2 separate regions of the Homo sapiens genome follow, and region 1 is linked to region 2. A link is a loop called in an ENCODE intact Hi-C map of the cell type or tissue named here. Cell type or tissue: dorsolateral prefrontal cortex. All regions are shown on one strand. Each heading gives the region's core, and the rest is flanking DNA. Links, peaks and the distances in the headings are about the cores only.

What was found. Peaks named below come from ENCODE experiments on the same cell type or tissue, not always from the same donor. Only the 100,000 strongest peaks of a DNase experiment are listed, where the experiment ranks them.
Region 1: a loop joins it to region 2, with 9 times the contacts of the local background. A loop is called at or near these places in 72 of 110 quality-filtered maps.

What each region holds. Positions count from the first base shown.
Region 1 is chr9:101,310,752-101,313,251 of GRCh38, forward strand. PLPPR1 (phospholipid phosphatase related 1) reads left to right here. Exons shown (of 8, transcript NM_207299.2): 6 at 2,047-2,223. Among named protein-coding and RNA genes, the nearest start is that of BAAT, 73 kb to the right of the region's middle. In dorsolateral prefrontal cortex, for the core only: CTCF peaks have their summits at 1,110 (motif pointing left) and 1,310; no DNase peak of the experiment used is centred there; H3K27ac peaks cover 2,089 bases.
Region 2 is chr9:100,597,227-100,607,726 of GRCh38, forward strand. No RefSeq gene overlaps it. Among named protein-coding and RNA genes, the nearest start is that of CAVIN4, 24 kb to the left of the region's middle. RefSeq lists an enhancer at 1,521-1,815. In dorsolateral prefrontal cortex, for the core only: CTCF peaks have their summits at 5,319 (motif pointing right) and 5,523; a DNase peak (open chromatin) is centred at 5,302.

The DNA of each region.
Region 1 (2,500 bases), core at 1-2,500, 710 kb after region 2:
ATAGTGCCTTTGTGTCCCATTTACAGGATCACATCGATAGGGTTATTTTGTCAACCACCAACTATGTGACATGAGTATGTGAAAAAAAGGACTTCAGCTGTCCCCACATTAAAGAAACAAGGATGCAAATAACACAGAAGCCTCAATTTACAAAACAGATTATAGCTCAGTTAAATGTCTTTGCTTTATCAAAAACAAAACCAAACCAAAAAACCTCTATGCAGGTATTTTTTTTAAACAAATAAAGCCCTCTGAAGTATCCAACATATTTTCAAATTTTCAGAATGTTGATTTTTCCTAATTATCTAGAACCTAAACAATGTATTCTTGTGCCTTTTCCTGTATTTTTTATCAGACTCAAGTCATTGCTGTGTGAAATTAATTTTTATAGTACCATTATAAAAATTATTCTGTTACTTATAATAAACTACTGTCTCAACAAATGAGATACGAAGTTCTTTGGGCAAGAAAGAAGTAAATATCATCAGCTCACACAGAATAAATGTGACTATAACATGTTCTCAAGGATTCAGATGTTATCCAATTCAAATCATGCCTCACAGACTATAGTCAGATAAACCCTGATATAAGATTCCAATTGCATAAATCTTCTGAGCCGCTATTACATGTCAAATGCTTTCAGAAATTACTCAACAAGGATTTCCTAAGTACTGGTTAATACTATGAAGAATACCAACTAACCATAGGCTCATGCTTTTAATAGTTTTTAATCTTTCTTATAGGAAAGATTTATGACAGATATAATTGGAAAACATAATAGCATGAACAACTGAATATATGCAGCATAGGTTTTAAGTAACATTTACCAGAGTCTGAAAATAGTGTAATAATATGCTGTAATTTATGTAACTGTGATGTAACCAGTTTTATAGGGAATCTGTTATATAGAAGAGATTCCTATCTTCTGGTATTCTCACCAGTGTTGAGGTATCATTCTAGAATATTAAGAATTTCTATTGTAATACTGTAAAATGCGTCTATTTTAACTTATATGTGCTCAGGCCATATACACATACTATATAAGTATCAGCATATTATTTTTTAGAATTGCTAAGCTCACATAGCACATTTGTTAAGAAATGATAGACCAATGGTGCCCTCTAGTGGTGTTTTGTAACTACTACCAAAGGTTAGCTAAAAAAGTGTACTTACATGAAAAAGGCATGGCTTCCTAACTCTAAACCACCAGGGACACATTTGCTAACTGAACCTGTAAAACGTCAGAGTCTTACCCAGCACCTCACAACAAACTAATAACAGCCGCCTACATCTCAGGTGTCATAACGTGTATCATCTTTTACTTAGCTCAGGTCTTCTTGACCTTTTGTATCTTGTGGAACACACAGAAAATTTTAATATTTTAAGAAACAGTGGAGTAAATGAATGAATAAAGCTGATCACAGCTGTCCTGAGGAATGTATGAGTCAATTTACTAGCACAGCTGAAACCTATTTATGTGATGCAGTTGTTGGGAGGTTCTAATTCAGCCTATCAACTAACTCATCAGTCAACACTTTGTTGGTATTAATCACCTGAAGGTGTGACAAAGCAACTAGGAACTTTTGGGGACACAAAAAATAAAATGTACGGTCACTTACAGTCACTCTCCTACCTGGTCTTCTCCACCAAAAGCTTCATTCCCATAGAAGGTTTATTTGGTATCTCAGACTCTCATATGGATTTCTTATACCCCAAATGATATTTAAACTTGTCACATAAAAACTGCATGTTCTGAATCTAATCGTTAATGCGTTCTTTGTGTCACTAATAACTTCTGTTGACATGTCCACTAGATTACAAAAGACTGAAGAATGTACATCTGTTCATTGTTCTTGCTGCACTGATTTCCTACCTAAATAATTTATTAAATATCTTAATGGAGTTGTTCAAGGAATACTAGTTAGTGTGGTTGCTTTGACACAAGCCCCTGCTTGTGTATGCTGGTGTATGTACCTGCTTGCTTGCATGTGTACTCATAGCACAAGGCAGCTGCCTGGTCACTCCCTGGCCTCTGTCCTATTCCAGATGTATATTACAAGCACAATCAAGACGAAGAGCAGTCGACTGGCCAAGCCGGTGCTGTGCCTCGGAACTCTCTGCACAGCCTTCCTGACAGGCCTCAACCGGGTCTCTGAGTATCGGAACCACTGCTCGGACGTGATTGCTGGTTTCATCCTGGGCACTGCAGTGGCCCTGTTTCTGGTAGGTTGACTTCCCTCTTTTTACCTTTTCCCCCTCTTCTACTCTCTGAAAAACTGTGAGTCAGGTTTCCCAGACTTCACCATCTGTGTTCCTTTCGTCCCAACCTTGTGAATTACAATTATTCTCCAAGTATTATACATGCTTTTGCTACAAAAATGATTTCAAAACACTCTTTCCTTTCAGAAACTGGATTGCCAAATTCCTTCTGGGTGGCAGGGAGAGAATTGCCCCTAGAAGTACAGCTGGCTCTACCCCTTTCAACACTGGGCTTGGGACT
Region 2 (10,500 bases), core at 4,350-6,849:
CTGAAAAGGGAGGGATTTTATTTGAAAGTTAAAATGTAGAAATAGATAAAACACTTGGTGACCGAGTATGAGGGATGTAGTGGGTTCTATGGTGACAATCACATTCCCTCTAAGACTTGGCACTCATCCCTCCAGATGCTGGGAGTTTTGACGGCTGATGGCTCTCGCCCAAGTCTGTCTCCAGGAATTGCCCTCAGCAGAGAAAGCCACCTCACCCAAGGTCATGCCCCCTCCTGAGAGCAGCCCACATTGAGTGACGGGTTGACTGAGGGATATGTGTGTGGCTTCTGGCTTCAGCGTGGAACAGCTCTGAAGGACCTTCCTGGGTCCAGAGCTTGCCATAGCATTGGCTGAGGCCCCGGTTTAAACCTCACTAAGTGTTCAACTCCTTGTCTCTGTCCTTCATCCTTCAGCCCTCACAGGTGCTGTTCATGAGAGCATCACTCAATAAGCCACCTACAATATCTCTGAGTCTGTTTCCTAGGGAAGCCAGCCCACAGCTGGGCATGATGGAGAGGGAGGAGTCTAAGGTGGCTCCTGGATTTCTGGCTTGAGACAGCACATGATGTTATCCAGTGAGAAGAGGGACAAAGAAGAAAGTGTACAGAAGTTGAAGCAGGTTTGCTGGAAAAGATATGTTTTGGGGGTGCTAAGTCTGAGGTGCCTGTGGGATAGCCAGGAGTTTGAAGCTCAGAGGAAAGATCTAGACTAGAGGTACAGATTTGGGAGTCATCAGCAAGGCAAAAACAATGGCATTAAGGAGATCTTCACCCCATAAAAGTGTGGAGTGTGAAAAAAAAACAACTAACCAGGAAGCATGTGTGTGGGAGCCAACAGAAATGGGCAGGGGAAGGAAGACACACTTCTGGCAAATATAGTGATCAGAGAGTTTGGAAAACCGGGAGTGTGAGCATTGTGGATGACAGAGGGATTTGCAGCAGTTTCAGATAGATGTGTCAGGAGCTGCAGAGAGAGCAGCATGGAAAAGTGTTCATTGGGGTGCATGACAAGGTCGCTGAGGACCTTGCTGAGAGCAGTTTGAGTGGAGTGGGTAGAAGCAGCCAGATTCCAGTGAGTTGGGGAGATGGGGTGGGAGGAGAAGAGACAAATGTGATAACCTTTGATAACGCTCATGAGATGGGGACAGGAGAGGTAGGTAGGGACAGAGCACAGAAAACAGGAGGGTATTTGTAAATGATGGGGGAGATGAGCTGAAGGAGAAGGCCCAGCCAAGAAGGGGTAAAGCGAAGGCCGCAGGTGTGGCAACTGGTTAAAATTCTTGAGCAGGTGGAAGAAGACTGAGCAAACAAAATTAATCCTGGAGAGGAAGAACCAAATCTCAGGCGCCAGAAGTGACGGAAGCAGGTAACAACAGCCACAATTTATTATGCTCTTTATTTAAGGCAAGGAACTTTAAGTACTTTAACCCTCACAACAAATCTACTCTCGAATACCACGCACCTGGCCGGAGCTGGTGGGGCTGCGGAGGCCTGGCCTCTCTCCCTGGAGCCCCGCCCAGTCCCCAGGTAGGCGGGGGAGCGTACGCTTCCGGCAGGACAGGGTGGTTCCAGAACCCACCGCTCGCTCTCTTGAAACCGGCTCCGCGGGCAGGAGGAGGGAATTTTGCATTTCCCGCAGTAAGCGCGCCGGGGCCGGGGAGGAGCCACATGAAAAGCGCTAATGGCGTAACGCATGCGCGCCGCGGAGAGCCGGTGCAGAGCCGGCGCAGGCGCCGAGGTCTGCGGGGCGGGTGTTCTCTTCCCGTCTCCGTCAGCATCCAGGTTCAGCGCCCGGCTTGAGTCCGGTTTGTTTTGTAGGAATTCCTGTTAATTCCTGTCGCAGTCTAGCCGTCTACCAATAGGAAATTTGTTAAAATATAGTGATGTACATATGATGGGCTATTTTCGCAGCTCCACTCACGCAAACCAGAAATGTAAATTATTCCCTTGTCTTGGTCTCCTTATAGTTGAAAAATTATTCTCTCCTGGCACTGTTTTATTTATGGCTGGCGACTGAGCTGTTTAAGCTTTGCAGTTTCTGTCTCGTTGGTTGAATTAGACTTACGAACAAATTGTCCATATGATGACAAGAGGGCAATGATGACTGAGTTTTTCCTGGGCCAAGCGGGTCAGTGGTAGGGAGTTGGCTACTTGGAAAAAAATTCTCCTTAAGACACTTCCTCTCGAAGGTGAGAGCTCAGCAGAAGGGGATTGGGGCCTCACTGTCAGATGCGTAAGTTGAGGGGGTTGTCGTCAGGAGTCCGCTGGAGGGGAGGCATTGCTTGAGGAAACTTTGAAAGGGCTCCACAAGAAAAAAAAAATCAGCCTTCAGAATTTGCCACACCTGAAAGGCACCATTGTGCCTCCAGATTTCTTGGATGGGAATCAAACAGCAGTGCACTGCATCCCTTGGACTGCAAGCTCCCTGAGTGGTCCCTCAGAGGCCCTCTTTGGTAAGCTTGAGGTTAGAAGCAGGCCCCTCACACCACCTCCTTTGGTTGCGGGTTCAGCAGATCTCTCCAAAGGATCCTCACTTGACCTCTCTTCCCATCTCTATTCTTTGACCTCATATCTTCTTTATGGACAGATAATGAATTCAAGGTTTTAGCCAAGTCCTGCTTTGCAAATCCACCAGGATGGTCTGTTTCACTACTGATTCTGAGATATGGATTCACACTTCCAAATGAGAAGAATTTTAGTTTGGTACTGCAGCATTATGCAAACCAACCTACAAGCAGGCAACACTTTCATGGAACAAAAGAGCTTACTCAACTCTTAGAAACCACGACTACCCCTACATTCAGATTTGTCGAAATCCTGGTTCCACCAACCAGCAGAACTCAATTCTAAGCGATTCTTTCTCAGCACACTTCCTATGTGTGCCATTATATTGAGAGAGCTGAATTCAGAGGAGTATCAGGAGAGGGAAACTGTTCTTTTCCCACTGACCATCTCAGGCATATTCTTACAACTTCTTTCGTCACTCTCAGATAATAAAAATTTTTCTAGTTACTTTTAGACCCAAAGTAATCTTATTTGAGTTATGAAAATTCCAGTCCAATATCAAAATCATATAACAACTTTCTCTATCCAATTGTAAACTCTCCACCTTCAGTGAAGTCTTAAAAAAAATTAAACCATGCCAAAGGGTTTATTTAAAAAGCAATCGTCAGTAGTCATTTGCCCTACTTCTGTCTCCAGCCACGGTTCCACTGCCTAGAGGAAGCCATTCTAAACGCTTATTTTTGTGTTTAGTAAATTATAGTTGTTGATAAATTTACGTTAACCCTGGCTTCTCAGTAGGAGCTCAGGTTCTGCCACTTGGCGATTTAATGTTTGGGAGACGTGAGAGATGACTCAGAGACATGCTGTGACATTTCATCTCCTCACCTGGACTCCCCTCCACCCATTTTCTTGAGATAGCAGGTAGCTCGAAGGCCTGTATGAAGCCCCAAAAGGCCAGGATTGCTGGCTGTCAGCCAAAAGGCCTTATCACAAGCCATGCTCGCTGTTGTCTAGTAATTTTTTAGATCCAAAGGCCTGCCCTTGTGGGCCTGGCTTTGACAGTGTTTGTTTGCATGGATTAGGGAGTGGCTTTTGTTGGAACTGATGTTCTTGTTAAGCCTGGCAAGTCTGTCTCTTGGGAGCAACACTACTCCTTTGCCTTTTGTATACAAAGAATGGACTCCACACAGCTGGTGCTGCCAATCTCTTGTCTTACGACCCGTGTATGACAGCTGACTCTCCTTGGTCTCTTAGCCATACTTTTCGAGGCAGCTCTTCTGCAAGGTCAGTGAGCACAGGGACATAAGCCATGCTATTTGGTGTCCTTCCCATAATCCATTGGGAACTTGCTCATGTATTTGCTCCAGAACCTATAGGTTATTATCTCCTTTTCTTCCCTCTCCTGGGCTACTTAAGCACCCCCTAAGTGGTTTATTTGCATCCACTTTTACTCTTCTTCTAGAAAGCTCTCCATATAAGAGGCCAATGTTTACTGGTTATCAATTTATGGCCCCTCAGTTTCAAATCCACTCTGCATTGCCTTCTTTGGCTGGGCCCTTTAAATATGTTTCCTTTGCCACCTGGCATGTTGCTAAGCTTTGTCAGCAGAGGGCACTGGAGAGACACTGGAGGAGGAAGGAGTTTTCTCTCCTAGTTGGGCTGTATGGCTCTCTGGCTCTCTGCAGCCTCCTGCAGTGTGCATAGATTTCCCAGGGCCCACCTCCTGTGGGCAGCTTCACAGGTGCCAGGCTCCTAAGCCCAGCTCCTGTAGTGCATCATGGCCAGCAGCACCCAGTGGCCAGAAGCTTCCTGTGGCATGCTCTTGGGCAGTTTCATTATGGAGTGTCTCTGGAGAGTTACCTCCTTTTGAATGGCTTTCCCTGGTACCCTAGAGGGTGCATTTTTCAGTAAGTTCCACCACTGAGACTTCTGTGTTGTCCAGTAAGCCACGGCCATGGCGTCTCCAACAAGCTCCAGATCTCAGTAGGAGGCTCCTCCTCGGTTAGTGGCAGTTCCTTGTATCGGCTATGCTTGGAATTCTTTCTCTCTCTTGTCTCCAGTTTTCTTTATTTCCCACAGACCATCCCTTGTGACTCCAATTTCCTGTTAAAAAGCTAATAATCTTTGATGTTAAATTTTCCCTGTTCAAATTGCTGCATAGTTTCTGTTTCCTGATTGGACCCTGACTGATACAGGGTGTGATCTTTTTTGAAATGTAAACCTGATTCTGTCACTCTGCCTTGCATAAACTGTTTTATAGGTTCACTCTGATTATGGGATAAATAAAAAACACCTCCTTTTATGCCTTCTGAGGCCCTGCACCATCTGGCCCCTCTTTACCTCCTGGCCTTATCTCATACCAGAGTCCCCCCTAGCTTTTCTCCACCACATGGTTTTTACAGTTACTGCTTCTCTCTCTGGAGTCATCTTCTCTCACTTGTTCACCTGGCAAATCCCTACTCATCTCAGACCTCAGTTGAATCGTCTTATTCTCAGGGATGTCTTCTCCACCTTTCCTGCCTAGGCTGAATCCACTTTATCCACTTTCCAAGCATGATGGACAGCTCCTTCAGACCATTTTTCACAGCTGTAATTTTATATATGTTCGTGTAATTTTTCGGATTAATATCTATCTTTTCTTCTACAGTTGTAAGCTCCCTGAGGGCAAGGGACTATTGCTTTCTTGCCTCCCTGTAGAGCCCCTGTGTCTAGCATATGTTACAAAGAGCCTGTTACAAAGCAGGTATTCCAGCTTGTTCCAGTCTTGGTCCAGTGATTTTCCTGTCCATATTCCAATTTGCCACAAGATGGCAGGCTAAGCTACTCTGGTACTTGATATCCTTTGAGAAAGAAGTGGCACTTCAGGTTAAAATGCCTTTGAGTCGGGAGATCTCTTTGAAGTGAGTGTGATTGAGTCACTTAATACAGAAGACTTCTCTGAAAACATCCTCTGCATCTTCACTTCTTCACTGACCCAGAGGAACTGTATGGAATACTGTCAAGCAAGACAGCTTCTCTTCTGCTTGCTTGAGAGGCTACTGCATGATTTAGGAAACAGTTTTAGGGAAAGCACAAGAACCCTGTGCTCTGAAAATAGGGACACATAGGGAATATAATATTCACTGCTCTTTGTCTCACACTTTGTTTTGTCACTTTGTGACACTTTGTGTCACACACAGTTTTTGAACTGTGAGTTCTAAAAGAAAGGCCTAGAGAAAGAGGTCAGCAAACAATGGCCCTAGGGCTAAATTTCTCTCTCTACCTGCTTTTGTGAATGAAGTTTAATCGGCGCACAGCCATGCCCATTTGTTGGCATATCTTAAGTCTTTTGCACAACTATGAATAATTATTGTTACCAGAAAGGGGTCCCAATCCAGGCCCCAAGAGAGGATTCTTGGATCTCATGCAGGAAAGAATTCCAGTCGAGTCCATAGAGAAAAGTGAAAGCAAGTTCATTAAAAAAGTAAAGGAATAAAGAATGGCTACTCCATAGGCAGAGCAGGGCATTCCCGAAAGCAAGAGGAGGGATGCACCCAACTAGGTACACTTCTTGTTTATATTATGGGGAGAGGCGTTCTACTACAAGGGTTTGTGATATGGTTTTTCTGTGTCCCCACCCAAATCTCATCTTGAATTCCCAAATGTTGTGGGAGGGATCTGGTGAGGTAATTGAATCATGGGGCAGATCTTTCCCATGCTGTTCTTGTGATAGTGAATGGGTCTCACAAAATCTGATGGTTTTGAAAATGGGAGTTTCTCTGCACAAGCTCTGTTTTTGTTTGCTACCATCCACATAAGATGTGACTTTTCCTCCTTGCCTTCCGCCACGATTTTGAGGCCTCCCCAGCCATGTGGAACTGTAAGTCCATTAAACCTCTTTCTTTTATAAATTGCTCAGTCTGAGGCATGTCTTTATCAGCAATGTGAAGATGGACTAATACAGTTTGTGATAAAGGATTAATTTTCTTAATTACTATATTTTGCAGCAATTGATATTATTATCTTTAAAGCAAAATTACGAATGCTTCTGTTCTCAAGATATTGGGATATCAGGACATTCCTGAGTCTAGGTCTGTTTAGTAGATGTTACCAATTTGTTCCCTTAACCATAAGCATCTGGAGGCTAGGAATACCTAAGTTCCTGGGAATGCAGCCCAGCGAGTCCCAGCCTCATTTTACCCAGCCCCTATTCAAGATGGAGTTGCTCTGGTTCAAATGCCTCTAACATTACGACAGAGACCATATGTTCTGCAAAGCCAAAAATAATATCTGACCCTATAAAGACAAAGTTTGTGAACTTCTGGTCTAGATGGATATAAACTTTTTAGAAGCCTTAATATCTGGTTAGCATTTAACTGACTTTTCATGAAAAATAGTGATTTGACCCTTTTGGGGAAAGACTTGATTTCCTTCTGGGAAGCAAACGTTCTGGGTAGAATGATATAGATTCTTAAGGTTTCTTAGAAATGGAAATATAAATCAGAATTATATTTATAAATTCATTTCAGGAATTAAATATTCAAGTGTGCTATATCTTTTTCTCTTTTAAGTGGGAAAAAATGGGCCTATATGATGTGAATTCCTTATAGTTTCTTAGCATACTTTCCCACAGCGGGACTAGTAAGTCACTGTTATACTAATTACAGTATTCCCACCTTATCTGTAGTTTTGCCTTCTGCAGTTTCAGTTACCTGTGGTCAACCACAGTACAAAAATATTAAATGGAAAATTCCAGAAACAAACAATTCATAAGTTTTAAGTTGAGCACTGTGCTAGTAGCATGATGAAATCTCACGCTGTCCTGCTTCCTTACTTCATTTCATCATGTAGGCATTTTATCATTTCACATCAACACAAGAAGGGTGAGTATAGTACAGTAAGATATTTAGAGAGAGGGCATATCCACATAACTTTTATTACAGTATGTACACACACACACACACACACACACACACACACACACACACACATATATATTTATTTTGAGACAGAATCTTGCTTTGTTACCCAAGCTGGAGTGTAGTGGCACAATCTTGGCTTACCGCAACCTCCACCTCCTGGGTTCAAGCGATTTCTTGTGCCTCAGCCTCTGAGTTGCTAGAATTACAGGTGTGCACCATCACGCCTGGCTAATTTTTGTATTTTTAGTACAGATGGGGTTTTGCCATGTTGGCCATGCTGGTCTCGAACTCCTTGCCTCAAGTAATCCATCCTCAAGTAATCTTGGCCTCCCAAAATGCTGGATTACAGGCATGAGCCACCGTGCCTGGCCTATTACAGTATATTGTTATAATTGTTCTACTATATTATTGTTTTTAATCTCTTACAGTGCATAATTTGTGAATTAAACTCTATTGTATGTATAGGAAAAAAGATAGGATATATAGGGTTCAGTACTATTCATGATTTCTGGCATCCACAGGGGATCTTGGAATGCATCCCTTGCAGATAAGGGGGGGACTACAGTACTTCATTTGTCAAGATACTGATCAAAGGCCCTGTACTTCTATAGCTATTTACCTTTCATTCAAAAAGTATTCTTGGCATGGATGGTGTGCTTATTTATGAATTTGTAAGTACTCAGACATTGCTGAGTCGGAATAAGGTTAATTCATTTTGCAAATTTTACATAATCCACTTTAAATCCACTTTATTCAGAACCTCTTCCTGCCAAACATTTTGAGGAGGTAATGGATATTCCTTACCATTTCTTAGTGTTCTTATAAAAACAGGCAAATCAGAATCAAGCCAATTATCTTTGAGCATACACAGATAAGAGATTAGCTGGACCCTGTTAGGTCCCCTTAGTTTAGGCAGATGATTGCTATGGCTCAACAAGAGGGTCTGTTCCCCGGCAAGGTCTGCAGAAAGAAGCTGCCAGAAGGAGAATTCTGTGCTCATGAATATTTGTGAGAACAAAGCAGGCAGGCTGTCTATCCTCCCCTTAATGGTGCCTTTTTTGTAGAAAGTTTTTCAGGCATATAGGGGAATCTCTTTTTTATAGTCCAAAGTAATTATGCAATCAGATTTCCTATCTACCAAAGGATTGGGCATGGAAGGGTTTTAGAGACATATATTGTAGTTAAATGTATTTTAAAAATATTATATGTTATTTCAGAACCTTTTTTCCTTTGTTTGTAATGTATGGCTATAATTATTTACATGATACATATTTATGGGATTTTAGTGTTTAACTCCAGTTCTTGGTTGTTGCAGGGTTCTTAATGTTGATTTATGCTTCAGCATGCTGATTTCTTCAAGCACTTTAAACAATGAAGGTATTTGTGTTATATATTTCACACATTTTCTGCACACTTGCCTTTATGAGAGTATCTTTGCTTTTGTACATATAAAAAAGTGGGTGTAACATTTTGATTCACAACCATTCCTTGAAAAAGAAACCACTATAATAATAGTGTTGAAGGGCAATTAAAAATATATAAAATCATGACTTTCATACAGATATAAAATGAACATGTATAAAGAGTTTATTTAACTTATTAATTAATGAAGGAGGCAGTTAAAATGTTACAGTTGGTTCAAAGGGAAATTAAAAGAACCACACATTATATAGGAAAATAAAGAATACTGGAATGAATTTACAAATAGATGTAAAACAGATCTATCTATGAGGGAAAAATCAATGATGTTCTAGAGAAAATTAATTTACATTTTTATGGACAGAAATAATTTACATTGTTTTCTATTTTCTACAACTTACAGAGTTGTAAAATAGCTCAAAGATGATGAAAGGTTAATATAACCTGGAAGGGTGTGCTAGACAGACACTTAGTAATTTCTCTGGCTCATTTCAATGTCTTTAATAACCTTTTTCCTACAATAATAACATTAGTGTTTAGTATATCTGGTATAATTATAAACATATTATATATCTTAATAAACCTTCACCAAATTATCTTTATTGTAGAGATGAGAAAATGAAGACATTGAGATTTTAATTTGCTCACAGTAAAATGAAGGAGCTAGAATTTGAAAATACGTATGCTATCATATATATATAAAATCATACATATATATAAAATTATACAGATGTATAAAAGCATACATATATGTAAAATATATATGCAAAAAATTATTAAGACAAAAGAATGTAGTCTTTATCAGTGGTTTATGGGATATCCATGATTTGTGTTTAAAAAAAAAGGAAGATGTAGAGTAATGTGTGTAGAATTATTTTATTTCTATAAAAACAAACTTACATGGGGCAACAGGAACTCTCATTCATAGCTGGTGGAAATGCAAAATGGTACAGCCACTTTGGAAGACAGCTGGGATACTGTTATCATACATGACAGCAGTTGCATTCCTTGGTATTTCCAAATGAGTTGAAAACCTAGGTTCACACAAAACCAGCAGATGGTTGTATATAGCTCTCATCCTTATCCATATTTGTCAAAACTTGGAAGTAATCAAGATGTCCTTCCTAGGTGAACTGACAAACTGTGATACATCCAGACAATGGAATATTATTCCATTGTTTATTCCATTGTTTTTAGACAGTAGAGTCCTCCTAATCGTACAAGGAAGTAAGTTACCAAACTATGAAAAGACATGGAAGAATCTTGAAGGCTTATTAAAGAAGCCAATCTGAAAAGGCTACATACTGTATAATTCCAACTGTAGGACATTTTGGAAAGGAAAACTATAAAGACAGTAAAAAGATCAGTGATTGCCAGCATTTAGGAGGCAGGGGGGATGAAGAAGCAGAGCACAGAGGATTTTTAGGGTCAAGAAATGATTCTGTACCATACTATAACTGTGGATATGATATTATGTATGTCAAAACCCATAGAATGTATAATACCAAGAGTGAGCCCTAATATAAACTATGGACATTGGGTGATAATGATGTGTCCATGTAGGTTCATTGATGATAACAAATGGACCGCTCTGGTGCTGGATGCTGATAGTGGGGGAAGTGATGTTGGGGTGGGAGGAAGAGAGCATATGAGCACTCTGTGTACTTTCTACTCAA